2 separate regions of the Homo sapiens genome follow, and region 2 is linked to region 1. Evidence: read pairs that join two places in POLR2A ChIA-PET (ENCODE). Cell type or tissue: Panc1. All regions are shown on one strand. Each heading gives the region's core, and the rest is flanking DNA. Links, peaks and the distances in the headings are about the cores only.

What was found. ChIA-PET counts read pairs that join two places held together with the same protein. Peaks named below come from ENCODE experiments on the same cell type or tissue, not always from the same donor. Only the 100,000 strongest peaks of a DNase experiment are listed, where the experiment ranks them.
Region 2: POLR2A ChIA-PET joins it to region 1 with 18 read pairs; 7 of 35 experiments call an interaction of 5 or more read pairs at or near these places.

What each region holds. Positions count from the first base shown.
Region 1 is chr11:128,702,086-128,710,424 of GRCh38, reverse strand. The region is part of intron 1 of FLI1 (Fli-1 proto-oncogene, ETS transcription factor); the gene reads right to left. Among named protein-coding and RNA genes, the nearest start is that of SENCR, 10 kb to the right of the region's middle. RefSeq lists a silencer at 5,618-5,707. In Panc1, for the core only: no CTCF peak of the experiment used is centred there; no DNase peak of the experiment used is centred there; H3K27me3 peaks cover 751 bases.
Region 2 is chr11:128,649,738-128,658,076 of GRCh38, reverse strand. No RefSeq gene overlaps it. Among named protein-coding and RNA genes, the nearest start is that of FLI1, 40 kb to the left of the region's middle. RefSeq lists an enhancer at 3,655-4,155. In Panc1, for the core only: no CTCF peak of the experiment used is centred there; a DNase peak (open chromatin) is centred at 4,026; H3K27me3 peaks cover 554 bases.

The DNA.
Region 1 (8,339 bases), core at 62-8,061:
ATGTTCGGCCTCATGAACTTTGAAATCCCAATTCTGTTGGCCAAGGATAACACCCTAATACCTAGTTCAATGCGTTCAATAAAAAGATTGCAAAAGAAGTTCATCATTTTAATACTAAATGTCTGAATGAGCACTTAAATGGAAATGGTCAACTCCATTTTCCTTTCTTCATCTCTTCATTTTTGAGCTACTTCAGTGTGGGTAGAATATGGGCAAATGTTCTCCTTCCCTTCACTTCTGGTCACATAATCATACTTGGTTGTGCAGTGTACCGTGAAAGACAGCAATATGACCTTTCCTAAAATATTGATGATGCATGATGAGAATAAAGACCAACCCAGCTTTCCTGGCCTCGTTAAGTGAAAGAAGGGCCTCCATCACTTGTGACTTCAACACTAAAAGAGGATCATCTTCAAGGCAAATTACTTCTTTTGTTCTGTTGTCCCTTCACTCACACCAAAGTCAGTTAAACCTATTAGTAGCATTTACACTTAATACAGACTGTCACAACCCAATTAAATTCACATCCCTTAATCAGGGAGCTCAGTTCTACTGGTATCTCCCTCTGAATTAACCTACTTCTAGCCTGGTTCTGTACTGTATTACCACAAGGACATGGGGAAGATAATAGAAGAGGTGGCGTAGATGTATGGGTGGAGGCAGCCATAGGTATTTGGTCAGCCAGACGGATGTTTTAAAACTATTCACAAGGGAGTGCTGTAGCATAGGTTGGACAAGAGAATTTGTTTCTCTGGTGTTTTCTGTTTGACACAACTCTCTTTATCAGCAGCACAAGCCTGGAATTCCTGAAGCCACACTCATATCCTGCCATCGGTTTTTACGTAAACCCCCCATTGATTGGGATGGGAGTTTCACAAGTAGAACAATGGCCGGATACGTGGGAGGGAAAGGAGGAATATGGGATGTTTGATCTGTACTTGTGCATTTGTAGGGGATGGTGTCTACATGGGCAAAGAGATATGAATAAGTCACTAACTGGTGAATTTAACCACATGCAAGCAAGTCTTTGAAATCACTAAGGCCAGAAAAAAGCAACCCAACAGATTTAAGTTACATTTATTATCTGTTATATTCATGCATCGACTTGAATGAGAATAATAACTAAGATAATAACAACTAGCAGTTGCACAGCACTTTACAATTACAAAGTGCTTTTACTTCCATACTACTTTTGATTCTTATTATTAGTAAGGTTGGTAGAAAAATTAACGTTATGCATTATTACTACCAGTACTACTATTATTTTACAGGTAGGAAAGGAGATTGGAGAAGTTATTATCTGACCGAAGACCACACAATTAATAAGTGGGTCTGAACCTAGATTTCCAAACTTCAGACTGCATGTGGCTTTCACAAAATCATTCTGCCACTGTCACAGTAATCTGGCAAAATACTCCAGAGGTTTACTGCCAGCCTTCCTAAGGTTTTGTCTCACCTTTTTTAGGCAAGAAGCACCTTACAGCACACAGCATTGACACATTATATTTACATTGTGTGGGCATGAAGTCACATTTGGTAACTTTGGCTAACTGAATATTGGCTGACTGAACTTTGCCTGACAAATAAAAAGACGGGGCGGGTGCTCTTTCTTTAGTAAAAAGTCCAAATAAGGCTCGGAATCTGAAATGCCGCATGATTTACAGCAATCTTGTTACATTGGCAACAAGAAAGCCATCCAATGAGCCACCCAGTAGTTAGTCAAAGTGTAGTAATTAATTCACGCTTTTCTTGAAGAAACTCAAAGCAACTCACTACTCCAGTTTTTTACCAAATCCATGGAAGAAGAGGATCATCAAGAAGCCTTAATCCTTTTGGGTAAATGGACCCACTGAGAAGGGGAGAGTAACTTGTCCAATGTCACGAAGCCAGCCTAAGGCAAAACCAGGTACAGAACTCAGACTACCCAAGCCGGTGCCCACATTAGCACTTTAGAGGGACCGATATATAAAACTCTCTCAGGGGAGCTAGGCACAGGTGCACCTAGACAGCTTCACCAGCAAAGTTTTTAAAGGAGGTGGAGAACGAGGCTTGCTCTAATAGCAGACAACCAACTCCTTCCAATCAGAAGGGAGTTAAAAGTAGTGTTAGCATATGGAAAATGCCAATCCACCTGTTCCATCTTGGATGAGACTGACCACTCAACTGACTGCTTGTCGATGGTAACTGACCACAGTAAGAAGGATTCTTGTGTCTCATGTAACGCTCCTCTCCCTTTTTGGTAGCTCTGAGCTGAAAGCTTCCTCCCCCATGCACGGCAATGGGGAAACCAAGGCACCCACCTTCAGGGATACCCCTGTTTTCCCAGGAGTTTCCCTTCACTGAGGCTGTGTCTCTCCTTCCCTTGTAAGTGTGCTTGTACTGTGCACACTAACAAAACATTCTTTCCTGTTTCCAATTATTTTCAACAGTTAAGCATGCAAATGTCTGAACAACATTTATTAAGCTTCTATGGACATTTAGGAGAGAAAAAAAGATGAACCAACAAGAATCTGAATCATCAAAGAGCTCTTACAAAACCAGTGTTTTGAGCCTTTAATTGGAAGTGAATCAGAAACAGGCATGTGAAATTTCCCATGAAATACACACAGGGTTTTAAATTTTTTAAAAGGGTGCTCTGGGCAGAGAAGAGTCTGGGTCATACCCTGTCCAAACTGATAGGAAGAAATAAATAATTCTGATGAGCTCTAAACCCAGTCCTACTGCCCTGTCATGGCTTGTCTACAAAACTCAGGGGGCAAACTCCAAGAAGGCAGGGAGGGGGAGCCATGGTAATTCCTTTACCACACTTCAGACTCAGTATGTTTATAGAGACCCACAGTCTCCAAAAGGAATGGCTTAGAAGCCCAGAGCAGCACAGCCACAGGGCTGGATGCCTTCCCCAAGGCACCCTGGGAAGTCTCCACATGCTGGTTTCCTGAAATGACGTTTCTAGAAAAGTCACCTGCTCTTTCTCCCTCTCCTTTCTAGAAAAGTGCAAAAAGTACAGGTGCCCTTCAAGTCCCTCACCTCTAGGGAAGTCCTATGTTGCACCAAAGACCGTATTTGAGAAAGAGGACTTGTGCCCTTCGACCAATGTGTTCTTATTATGGAGAAGTCGAAGGGCAGGTTAGCATGGTTCTCTACAGGCAGTGTTATCAGGGCGGGGGAAGTTGCTTAAGATAATGTATGAATCTTTTCTTCAGGATTCCTGACTGTTCATGAACTTGGGTACAGGGCTATTGACAGAGTATCGTGCTGGGAAAAGAAAGATCCTAAGCTCATAGTGTGGGGCAGTCATTTTAACCCCTTGCCTTTGCTATCGCCCAAGCAGGTTATACAAAGCAGAGCACACCAACCGTGCCCATAACCCCCTCACAGTCTCCTCATGCCACATAGTTTCTGAGTTATTTTCTTCTTTGTGAATATTCTTTAAATCCATTTTCAACTAGACATGATAACAATGAGAACTGGGTTAGGAAAAATCATTATGAATTAACCATGTTGAATTAGCCCTAAGAAATGCCTCTTGCCAGAAGAGCTACATTTGTTTTGTTGTTTACCCTCTTCCAAATCAGCAATCCTTTTAAAGAGAAAAATCTACTTTAGTAAAATTTGGGTGGCTACATGATTACTCACTTACCCATGTGGTTCCTATGGAAAGTGCCCTCTTCAATCACCCAGAAATATTATGACAATGGTCAGAAAATAGGACCAATGAACAAAGAAGCAGGAGTCCCTGTGGGTTAAATGAGCCTTGATATCTTTGCTCCAGAAAACACCCTCATTGTAGAGCGTGGTGTTTGGGGGCATGAATACTTGAGTTCTGCTTCCAGGGGCTCTTGCCTGGTTCCCATCTTTTGACACACTACATCTTGAAGCCTCAGTTGTCTCTCCGTCAATGGCCTCTTTCTTTTTGAGACTACTGGGGAGGGGGCTATCCTAAGTTGGCAATGTGTGATAGGTACTTTGGGAGATATGACAGAGAAACAAGCAACTTTCTTAACAGTGCTCCCTTGTTACCCTGGGTCATGCCTAAAGGTCTTTCAGTAGTAATGTGTAGAGTGAATAGTGAGGCCACGTTGTATGGAGTGATGTGGGAGACACTCCAGGCAAAAGAGAAAAGCAGCGATCTCAACTCAATTTCTGGAATTTCTTCTTCAACTGACTTTGATGATCCTTTGGATACACCTTGAAGCTTCTTCTCCTATACGCATGTTTCTAGAGTCAGAACTGCAAAAACAGATAGGTTGAAATCTCTAGACAAGAGGGTTTCCTTGCACACCTGTTGTGTTGAGCTCAGGTAACAAAAGGTTAAACCCTATGTAGAGAGGTGTTCCACGTCCCTCTTGAAGGTGTATGCGTGTATGAGGTGGGGGTGCTTGTGCACTGAAAATGGCTTAATTTTCCTACTTTGAATAAAATCAAACTACAACTAGGATGAATTCAAGTAGCTCATCGACCCCTGGTAATTGCACATAGGGTTCATCGGGACATTACACAGAATGCTGTGGGGAAAAAAAAAGCAAAGGCAGGCGCTTGGCCCTACGCATTGAGAATGAAAAATTTAAAATAATAGGTTCTTCAGGGCTAAATTGTGTTTGCTCCCAAGGATCCTTGGAGCTATGGTTTTCTTTGTTCTGCCAAAGGAAAAAGGAAATATATCAGGAAGCTGGGCCAGTCCACAGGAAGTCTCACTTGGTCTGATAAAAGGAACTGGTGTGAGGCAGCTTTGGATGCAGTTATAAGTCAATCAGCCTTGAAATAACAAGAAAGGCTATTCAAGAGAAACTGGAGCCTGAAGTCAGCCCTACTCAATGATTTCCTTTTAACCTCGCAAAACATTCCCTTCTTTGTGTTTTATATAACCTCCTGAATCTGTTATGTTTTTTAAAAAAAATTGTGTATAGTTTTGTGTGTATATGAGTGGAATAGAATGAAGAAGAGAGCAAGATTTCGAGGAGGAAAGGAAGAAAGAACGAAGGTACAAGGGTAGAGGAGGAAGCCTTGGCAGGTCAAAGAATATGCCGTTCTCTATTGAGCTATAAAACATTTAAAAATCAACTCATTGGATCATTATGTAAAAAGAGAACCTGTCAGTTTCACACCAGTGCACCTGCTAACAAAGCCAGGCAGGCTTTCTTACCTGGGAAATAGGCCTTCTTGAATAAAGAGTTGTGAAGAATTGAGCAGTTTCATGAATCTGACCGGTGCAGACTGTGGATAGTGGTCACTTAGACAAAGAGATAAAACAAATAGTAACAAAACCTACATGGTCCCCATAGATGGGCTCGTAGCCTAAACTATATGGAGATGTATGTATCAATCTGGTGATGTATCACAGTGGCTAAGCTTTATGGAATTTGGAAGTAAGCAGGATTAGGTTCCAATAATTGCTTTTCTATTTTCTACCTGTATGACCATGAGTAACTTACCCAATCTCTTCAAAATGGAAATATTACATACATCACAGGGTTGTTACAGGGATCAAGTGCATGTCTTAAAGGTTTGAATAGATATTGTCACCTTGAGCTGGATAGATAACTTATTCTCTTTATAACTATGATTGTTCTTCCTCATTTTTATTCCCCCTCTGATGAAAGATGAGCATCTCTTTCTCTTAGGTGAGTACTAGGGAAAGAAAGGCCTTAGCTTGGGGTCATGAGGACCCATGCAAAATGGTGGGTGATACAGTTTCAAACTGAATTGGGGCCTTCTGGGGTTGACTGTGTTTGCCCATAGAACACCACTTCCTGTTTTAACAAGAAGAAACAAAGCCTTCCAGAAAACCCATTAAGAGACTCAAAATTCTCCTTGGACATCAAATTATTGTTTTTAGAAGAGTTAAGTGTAAATGAATCAAAACCAGACAAATTCAATTTCCTTTCAATTAAACAGGATTTTTTTAAAGGCCACGGGAAAGACGCTTGGAGCCAAAGAGTGTTTTGGGTTTTAAATGAGACCAAATTTCGGAAAAGAATCTAAGACCCCAGAGTGGCGTCAGGCCCTATTCTTAGTTTGCATTAACGGAAAGGGATTAGCACAGTTCTAGTGTCACTTGGCAATAAAAACAACCAGCTCGGAGAAACTCACCAAGCACCTGCTGAGAGCCCCTGCCTTCACCTGGCCTTGAGGGTCACTCCACAGTACAAAATGTAGCCCTGAGATTATGGGAGAAGAGCCACACAGGATCAGATAGAACATCTACGTGAGGTTCTATCATCCACACCCCCAAATAAGAAATGTTTTAAAGCCTGTCTAGGATCAGAGTCAAATGAACATGAGAGCTGAAAGCAAATTTTGAAATCATACCTTCATTTTATATATGAGAAGACCTTTAACATGAATGATGAGGAAGTGAAGTGACTTGCCTAACATCCCATAGCTAGTTTGGGATAGAGCTGGGGCTGGAACTCAGGTCTCCGGATCCTAGGCCAGCCAATTTCTCCCTGCATTTACCTCAATTTCGAATCTTAAAGTCACCGGGACCAGCACATTCAGGATAAAATCTTGGTGCCCATTCACCTTTTTACAAGTCTGTTTCTGTGTCTCTCTTAACGTTTGTTTTTTTTTTTTTTTTTTTTTGAGACGGAGTCTCGCTCTGTCACCCAGGCTGGAGTGTAGTGTTGCAACCTCGGCTCACCACAACTTCTGCCTCCTGGGTTCAAGCGATTCTCCTGCCTCAGCCTCCCCAGTAGCTGGGACTACAGGCATGCACCACCACACCCAGCTAATTTTTGTATTTTTAGTAGAGGTAGAGTTTCACCATGTTGGCCAGGATGGTCTCAATCTCTTGACCTCATTATCTGCTAGCCTCGGCCTCCCAAAGTGCTAGGATTACAGGAGTGAGCCACCGTGCCCGGCCCAATATTTTGGAACTTTTTGCTTTTTTCCATGTAATAATATACATTGGAGAATTTTCTAAATCAGTGTATACGACAATTGATTTTATCCCATTTTGTAGTTGCATGGCATTTTCTTACATGAATCTTTCCTCCTTTGTTTATCTAGTCCCCTACTGGTGGACATTTAGATTATTTCCAACTTTTGCTGTAACAAACAATGCTACAATAAACACATTGTACATATATCTGAGTGAACATAGCTGTAGAATTGGCATTATCAAATTTGTGTAAATAGTTAACTTCTCAAATAGATGTTGCTCTGTGGAAAGATTATACCAAGTCATACTCCTACCAAGAGGATAAGACAGTGACATTTCCTTTACTCTTTCCAACATGAGACATTAAGCTGTTTTAGTCTCTGCTGTCCTCCTAGGTCATAAACATTGGAATTTTATTATTTTTATTTGAATGTCTTTATGCATGTGCTTGAAATTCTTTTCATTTATTTATTGCCCATTTGTATTTTCTTTCTAGTGTTGTCTATTCATAGCATTTTTGCCTATTTTCTGTTAAGTGGTGTGTCTTTTCTTATTGATTTGTAAGTAGTCTTTGTATGATAGGACATTTATGCTTTATGTATGATAAATATTCTTTCTCCGTTTCTCATTTAGTTTTCACCTTACCTATGGTATTTTTCTCCATGTTTTTTTTTTTTTTCTTTGAGACAGAATCTCGCCCTGTTGCCCAGGCTGGAGTGCAGAGGCACGATCTTGGCTCACTGCAACCTCCACCTCCTATGTTCAAGCAATTCTTCTGCCTCAGCCTCCCAAGTAGCTGGGACTACAAGCATGCGCCAGCATGACCAGCTAATTTTTGTACTTTTAGTAAAGACAGGGTTTCACCATATTGGCCAGGCTGGTCTTGAACTCCTGACCTCAGGTGATCCACCCGCCTTGGCCTCCCAAAATGCTGGGATTACAGGTGTGAGCCACCGTGCCTGGCCCCATGTTAATATATAAATAGAGGAACTAAAGCTGAGAAAGGGAGAATCAGAAGAAGAAATATCCTTGGCTGAAGACCTAGCCTTCCAAAAATATCCTTACAGTAAATTATATCACCAAGGGTGAAGGGGCAATGGAGAATATAAACTGGTTGTTACCTTTAAGAAAATGTGTCTAACCATCCTTATGATTATAAGCCACAAATAAAGATTTCTCCAATGAGTATTGCTTCTTTTGGAATTTCCAATACTCAGAGCTAAAAATCAGAAAGAAGAGAAATGTCTACTCTCTCAAAGCCTGGAAGAAATAGCATAGAAACCTTATTCTTGTTCATTTACATGAATGCTCTATTGAGATTGGTGCCTGGTAATATTATTCAACATTTGGGTGAATGAATACATGAATGAGTATTGAATACATGAATGAGTATGAATTCAGTCATAAATGTCTAAAGACAAAATGACTCTGTAGACATGAGAATTTCAATTGAAACATA
Region 2 (8,339 bases), core at 204-8,203, 52 kb after region 1:
GGAGGCAGCTCGGCACATCTGAGGATCTGCAAGGTGGCTGTTGGAATGCATAGTGAGGGGAGATGGTGGGGTGCGGCTAGAGAGAAGGCAGAACTAGACCATGAAAGCCTTTAGGGGCCATGCTAAGGACTTTGTACTTTCTCTTGAGAAAACTGGGATGGCATCAGAGAGTTTTAATCTAGAGGAGGCTGATAGCATAGACCCGTGACTCTCAACACCTACTTGAGGCAAGGATGGGCTGGAGGCTGGAGAGACTGTAGCAGTGGGGCTTGGGTTGGTGGCAGTGCATGGAGGTGCAGAGGTGCCTGAAAAAGGAGATGCTGAGGAGGGGCTATGGGTAGGAGTTAGTGACGGGTTGGATGTGGAGCGTGAAAATGAGGGAGAGCTCTAAGAGACATCTTGGCTGCTAGCTTTGGGTGGCTGGATGGACAGTGGTGTATTGAGGGAGAGGGTCGTGAGTGCAGAGAGGTGCAGGAGAGCCTGAGGTGGCAAGGGACGTCACGTGCATGTGGGATGTGTGGCCTGGAGCTTGCAGGACATTTCCAGGCTGGAGAAACACACTTGGAAATAATCAGAGACGAGATGGAAGTTGTGGTCATGGCTTGCCGGAGATTGTCTTTCATGAAGGAGATTAAGAGTGAGATTCCCGGCCGGGCACGGTGGCTAATGCCTGTAATCCCAGCACTTTGGTAGGCCGAGGCAGGCGGATCATGAGGTCAGGAGATCGAGACCATCCTTGCTAACATGGTGAAACCGTGTCTCTACTAAAAATATAGAAAATTAGCTGGGCGTGGTGGCGGGCACCTGTAGTCCCAGCTACTTGGGAGGCTGAGGCAGGACAATGGCGTGAACCCGGGAGGCAGAGCTTGCAGTGAGCCGAGATCGTGCCACTGCACTCCAGCCTGGGCGACAGAGCGAGACTCCGTCTCAAAAAAAAAAAAAATAAAAAATAAAAAAAGAGTGAGATTCCCTCTTACAAGAGGGTCTGCAACCCAGACTTCAGGAGCATCAACTTGTACTGACTGGGTAGGGAGGGTGACCCTCCTAAGGACACTGCGAAATAAGAGAAAAAGCTAAATGTGCAGCCACAGCACCCAAAGGAAGAGAGTGCGTCAGGAAAAGGAGGGTCAGAACACGCGCCTACAGCCACTGAGAGCTCAGTTCAGATGAGGACAGGGAAATTCTGTTAGAGTTGCTGGGCCTTCGGTGTAGCAAGAACTAGTTCAGAGATGTGATGGGGCAGAAACCTGGTGGTTGTGGTTTGAGGGCAGGTTAGGAGAAAAGGGAATGGAGACGGGTTTTATGAAAACCTAGGAATTTTGCTGAGAAAGGGCTAACCATGGTTCTCAACTTTTTATAATAGAATTACGTGAAGTGCTTTGAAAAAATTCCGCCTGTAATCCTAGCACTTTGGGAGGCCGAGGCGGGCAGATTGCCTGAGCTCAGGAGTTAGAGACCAGCCTGGGCAACATGATGAAACCTCGTCTGTACTAAAATGCAAATAAATAAATAAATAAATAAATAAATAAAAAATAAAAAATAAATTAGCCAGGCCTGGCAGAGTGTGCCTATAGTCCCAGCTACTCAGGAGGCTGAGGCAGGAGAATTGCTTGAACCTGGGAGGCGGGGGTTGCAGTGAGCCGAGATCGCACCACTGTACTCCAGCCTGGTGACAGAGCAAGAATCCATCTAAGAAAAAAAAAAAAAATCCCAATGCTGAGGCCTCTCTCCAGACAAATTAAATCTGAATCTCTGGGAGTTGGACCCAAGCACTGAGATATTTTAGAAAGCTCTCATGTGATTCTGACATGCACCCAAGACTGGCAATCACCAAGTTAGCAGGAGATGTGGGGTTGAAAATATACACAAACCGCAGGACGTGGTGGCTCACATCTGTAATTCCAGCACTTTGGGAGGCCAAGGCAGGTGGATCATTCAAGGTCAGGAGTTCGAGACCAGCCTGGCCAACCTGGTGAAACTCCATCTCTATTAAAAATACAAAAAAAGAAAGAAAGAAAGAAAGAAGGAAGGAAGGAAGGAAAGAAAGAAAGAAAGAAAGAAAGAAAGAAAGAAAGAAAGAAAGAAAGGAAGAAAGAAAGAGAAAAATTAGCCAGGCGGTAGTGGCGCATGCCTGTAATCCCAGCTACTGGGAAGGCTGAGACAGGATAATCACTTGAGCCTGGGAGGCGGAAGTTGCTGTGAGCCGAGATCATGCCACTGCACTTGAGTCTGGGCCACAGAGTGAGACATGGTCTGAAAAAAAAAATAAAAGAAAGAAAAAAAAAGAAAATTTACGAAAACACGTTTTAAGGATTGTAGAGATCTGAACATGCTTAATTGTTAACAGGAGAAATCTAGATGTGATAGTTGGTTTTTTAAAAAATTATTTTAATCTACATTTCGTTAATTATCCAAAGTGAAGAAAGTTGCTTTTTAAAGCATTTCCGACAGATGATATACATTTACACCATTTTTACTTTGCCACACACCCTTTTCCTTTTCCTTAGTTTTCAGTCTAGATAATGGTTCCAATATATTCATTTTTTACGCTCGGTATTTACTCTCTTAAAATCACTTCTGACATTTGCACTTAATTTTGTAACCATGGTTTAAAACAATTACTTAGGTTTAACGTTACATGGAATTTGTTTAAATGCTGCCTGCCAGGATGATGACACCTTGACACTCTCATATCTGGTTCTGAAACTCCTCACTCATTTGCTGTGTGTGTGCCAAAGGGGTACACAGCATTCTATTCTGAAGTCTTGCATAGTTGAGAATGTTTTCTTACTGTCTTCACAAGTGGAAGACAACATTGGTGAGCATATTATTTCCCTCTTATTTTCTGTTGCACTATAAGTAACGTGGTTTTCCTACCTGCATACTTCCAAGGTATTTTTCCTGTTATCCACATGCTTACAATAGAGTTCTGGAATGTGGCTACTTGTTGCTGATTTTGCCTAGGATATGGTGATGACTTTTGGTCTCAAAAACATTGCTTTCCCCTCAAAAGCGTGCAGCTGTGACTACAGTCATTGCTCTGGTTTCCATCGTTTTGGTTTATTTCTCTGGACGCCATCATGCTCACACTAGACCTTTATTCTTTGCCTTCTGTGTCTAGCATCTTTCCTCTGTTTGTTTTCACTTTGGCCCTTTCCTTTGCTTTCTAGAAGAACTTTTCAAGTCTATTTTCCAATTGCTGATTGTTTTTTCTGCAATTTCAATTCTACTTTTTCCTTCCAACATCTTAATTCTGCTATTATATTTTTTATTTGCTTGTTATCTTCCATTATCTTGCTCATATCTTTTCATCTTTTCTTTTTCTTTCTTTTCCTTTTTTTTTTTTTTTTTTTTGAGATGGAGTCTTACTCTGTCTCCCAGGCTGGAGTGCAGTGGCACGATCTCAGCTCACTGCAACCTCCACCTCATGGGTTCAAGTGATTCTCCGACCTCAGCCTCCCAAGTAGCTGGAGATACAGGTGCCTGCCGCTAAGCCCAGCTAATTTTTGTATTTTTAGTGGAGATGGCGTTTCACCATAATGGCCAGGCTGGTCTCAAACTCCTGACTTCAGGTGATCCGCCTGCCTCGGCCTCCCAAAGTGCTGGGATTACTGGCGTGAGGAGCCACCACGCCTTCTCTCTCTCTCTCTCTCTCTCTCTCTCTGTCTGTCTTTCTTTCTACCTCATATTCTGTTTTCTGCTTAGGTGTCCTATTACTATTTCAAAGATGCCATATCTCCTGACATCCTATTGAAATTACCTCTTTAGAGGTCTGATATTTCCAAGAGTCTTTAAGATGATGTGCCCTTTCTTTTTCCCTTTCTCTCTCTCTCTTGTTTTTTTATTGCATTTTTCCCCGTAAGACTCATTGCTAACCAAACACAATGGTTGCTAATATACACAGCATGTGGATTCCTGTGTGTCCTCTGGGTCCTGGAGCCTACGTTGAATCCTCTTTTCGTGTTAACAGGCACATGTCAGGTACACTCAGGGCTGAGTTAACTTCCCAGCGTCTGGCGGCTCTTCCTCCAGCTTAGTCTCCTGGCATGACAGGGCATTTTCATGCTGAAGTCTGGTGCCTACACCTCCCAGGAGGCAGTGCGCTGCTTCCGCCCGACTGTATTCCTGGCTTTTCAGGTTCTCATTAGTTGTGGAAGCAAGTCCTGATGAGGGTGTGAGGGACGGCTGGGGCACGGGCACCCTCTGGATTGAAGTGCCTGCACTGCAGAGGGAGAGCAGACTGGCATGGGAAGGTGACCAGCAGATTTGCTTCATCCCCCACGCTCTTGGCTGCTTTCGTCAGTCAAGTTCCATCAGACTCATGTTTGTGGGGAGTCTTCTCAGATTCTGTCAATATGCTTCATTTTTGGTGTTGGGAATTTTTGTCTTTTTCTGTCTTCAGAAGAATGTTAATGGAAGGGAGGCAGGGTCTTAAGTGGAGGGCTTAAACAGAGGCCGGATGCCATTTCTTGCCTTTATTTTAAGGTTTGAGTGGTGGTACCAGAGAAATAAATCTTAATCAATTAAGATAAAAGCATAAAGCTTTTGGCAAAGATGAGGAAATGGCAAGAGCCAGCCTTATGACAGGCAGCAGGTGGTTTGTGGGTGTGTAACCCTCCGGGTGGAATGAGCATTTCTTTTTGCTGCAGTCAGAAAGACTCTTACAATTCCAGACCCCTTCCACCCCCAGCTGCATAGATCTCTCCTTCCTTTGGGGATTCTGGGATTTCCTATGTCTCTTAAAAACTGTTCCTTATTTTCTATTAATACCAGGGTGTTTAAAATGTGCTTAAAAATTAGTGCTGCAGAGTCTATGGGATATTGCATCATAATAAGAAATATAGCCTGTAATCCCAGCACTTTGGGAGGCCGAGGCAGGAGGATTACTTAAGGCCAGAGAGTTTGCGACCAGACTGGGCCAAAAATGAAATGACAAATAATGATAATATTAAAAATTATATATATATATATATGTGTGTGTGTGTGTGTGTATATATATATATATATATATATTTGAGCTTTGTCGCTAGTTCCTGGCACAGAACTCCTAAAACCCTTGGACTCTCCTGAGTGGTGGGTATGAGCAGAGCCTCTTTTGTTATTTATAATAAAGCTTTCTCAGCCATATCAGATTTTATGCTAAGGAGGTGACTCTTGGAGGGTGGGAGCTGGTTCTCAGAGGAACCAACCATGTGATTAGAAGGTTGAAACTTTCAGCCCCATCCTCTGACATCTAGGGAAGGAAGAGAGACTGGAGACTGAGTTCAATCACCAATGGCCAATGCTTTAATCAATCGTGCCTAAGTAATGAAGCCTGCATGAACACACTGAACACCAGGGTCTGGAGAGCTTCCAGGTTGGTGAACAAGAACACATCCATGTTCCAGAAGAGTGGTGCACCTTAACTCCTCAAGGACAGAAGCTCCTGGGCTCAGGACCCTCTGTGGCCTCACTCAACGTATCTCTTAGTCTGGCCATTATTCATTTGTATCCTTTAAAATCTCCTTTGTAATAAATTGATAATAATAGGTAATGATAAACTTTTACTGAGTTCTTTAAGCCATTCTAGCACATTACTGAACTCAAGGAGAGGCTGTTGGGAAGCCCTGATTTATAGCTAGTCTGTCAGAAGTGCAGGAGGCCTGGACCCGTGATTGGCATCTAAAGTGGGGGCAGCCGTGTAGGACTGAGTCTGTAACTTGCAGGATCTGACATTAACTAACTCCAGGTAGGTAACGTGAAAATGGAATTGAATTATAGGAAACCTAGTGGGTATTTGGAGAACTGGGAAATAATTTGGGGTGGAATAGACCCACAATTTGGTGTCAGAAGTGTCGTGAGTATAGAAAAACAGTACTGTGCTTTTAGTCTGATTGTCTGGGAAAAAGAGTGTGCTGGCCGATTGTGACCCTGTAAAGATAGGGTGTTGATATGGTTTGTCTGTGTCCCCACCCAAAATATCATCTTGAATTATAATCCCCATAATCCCCACATGTCAAAGGAGAGACCAGGTGGAGGTAATTGAATCAGGAGGGCAGTTTCTCCTATGCTGTTCTCATGATAGTGAGTAAGTTCTCAGGAGATCCGATGGCTTTATAAGTGTTTGATAGTTCCTCCTTCGTTCATTCTCCATCCTGTAGGGTGAAGAAGGTGCCTTGCTTCCCCTTCACCTTCCACCATGATTGTAAGTTTCCTGAGGCCTCCCTAGCCATGCTGAACTGTGAGTCAATTAAACTTCTTTCCTTTATAAATCACTCAGTCTTGGGCAGTTCTTTTTAGCAGTGTGAGAAGGGACTAATACAGGTGTAAACCAGACATTGCATAGACTTAGCTGGCTCCGTGAGATAAATACCCATGGGTTGATAGAAGGAAAGAGTTTGGAGGACTTGCTACAGTATTAGTCAACATTGCATAGTACATCTGGGAGTGAGGTTATTCCATTTATTTAATAATAGCCAAGATTTATTGAGCACCTACCATATGTCAAGCATTAAAATAGATAAGGGGGATACATCAGTGAATATGACAAATTACCTGCCCTTGAGCAACTGATAGTTTATTAGTGGAGATATATAAGTAACCAGAATATTACATGTGCTCAGTAGACATGAAACTGGGGTACCTCCATGGTACTATGAAAGAGTGAAAGAGGGGGACTGATATGGCTTTGATGTGTCCCTACCCAAATCTCATCTTGAATTGTAGCTCCCCTAATTTCCTCGTGTTGTGGGAGGGACCCAGTGGGAGATAATTGAGTCATAAGGTGGTTTCTCTCATACTGTTCTCATGGTAGTGAATAAATCTCACCAGATCTGATGGTTTTATAAGGGGAAACCCCTTTCATCTGGCTCTCATTCTCTTCTCTTGTCTGCCACCATATGAGACACGCCTTTTGTCTTCCCCCATGATTGTGAGGCTTCCCCAGCCACGTGGAACTGTAAGTCCGTTAAACCTCTTTCTTTTGTAAATTGCCCAGTCTCAGGTATGTCTTTATCAGCAGCATGAAAATGGACTAATATAGGGACAATTAAACCAATTGCAGTAGATACAAAAGAACCCACAAACGGAAGTCAATTTAAAAAAAAATCTCAAGTATAGAAGGATATATTCCTCAGCTGAAAAAAAGCCTAAGTCTACAAAATCAAAGAGGGCATGAAGATCCAGTCAAGTTCAATTTTTAAAAAAGTACTTGTGGTAAGTGGTCAACAGCAGATTTTCTGGAGACAAATCATTTGGACTTGAAGCCTCCAATGCTTTACTACTTATGAGCTGTTTGAACTTGGGCCATGCACCTAATCTCTGAGCTTAGTTTCCTCATCTGTCAAATGGATCTAATAACAGTATTTGTCTCGTTATGTTTTCTTGTAAGGATTCAATGAATTGATACATGAAAATTGTTTAGTTTCCAGCATATAATAAATATTGGATGCTAGTAGGCACATTCTTGTAAAATTACCAAGTTTCAAAATTAGAGTGAAAAATCCTTAAATTTTCCAGACAGAAAGAACAAATTATAGATAAATAAGAAGCAATCAGACTGGCATCTGACCTCTTGTCTGTAACAGGGAAAATTATGAAATGGTCAAATAATGTAACAACCAGTGAATCCAAACTAAAATCTAATGGATTAACGGTAGGCTGTTCTGGAAATGCACTGTGGGTGCTAGATGACAATTCTTAAAATAAAGGTATAGACCATACAGACTATAAGGGAGATCCTAATACTGTTCCGGAATTAAACAATCATAATAAAATGAGCTGGTGGAGTGGAAAAGGAACAATTTTGTGAAGATTACTTTTTGGGCAAACAGGATTAGGAAGAGGTAATGTTTTAAATATCTCTTTGTATTAGAATATAGAGAGATGGGGAAAAAACCTCTTGGAGGGAGAAATAGTTGATATTTTGTTTTCAAGCAATAGTACAGAATTACATGCTGGATTAAGGGCACTTGGAGAAAAATGTTAGCCCTCAAGGGAGAAGAAATTCCAGAAGAACTCTAACAAAGAGGGAAACTGCAATGAATAGCCACTTAATCAAATAAGAAAAAATAGGGACAAAGGAAGAAGAAACAAGCAAAGTAAAATTAATAGCAAACATAAACTGAGCAGCCATACGGTATTGTGATTAATAGCCTTAGTGGGCTTGAGACTTGAGCAGTTCACTCACATAAAGTACTTAGAACATGGCAACATTAGATGAGTGAGCCTCCTCTGCTCCCTTCTCCTCCTCCTCTCCCTTCTCCTCCTCTTTCTCATTCTTATTATTGCAATATATATGAATGAACTGAATTGTGTTATTAAAAACAGAGATATCAGACTGGAATTTAAGGAACATAATT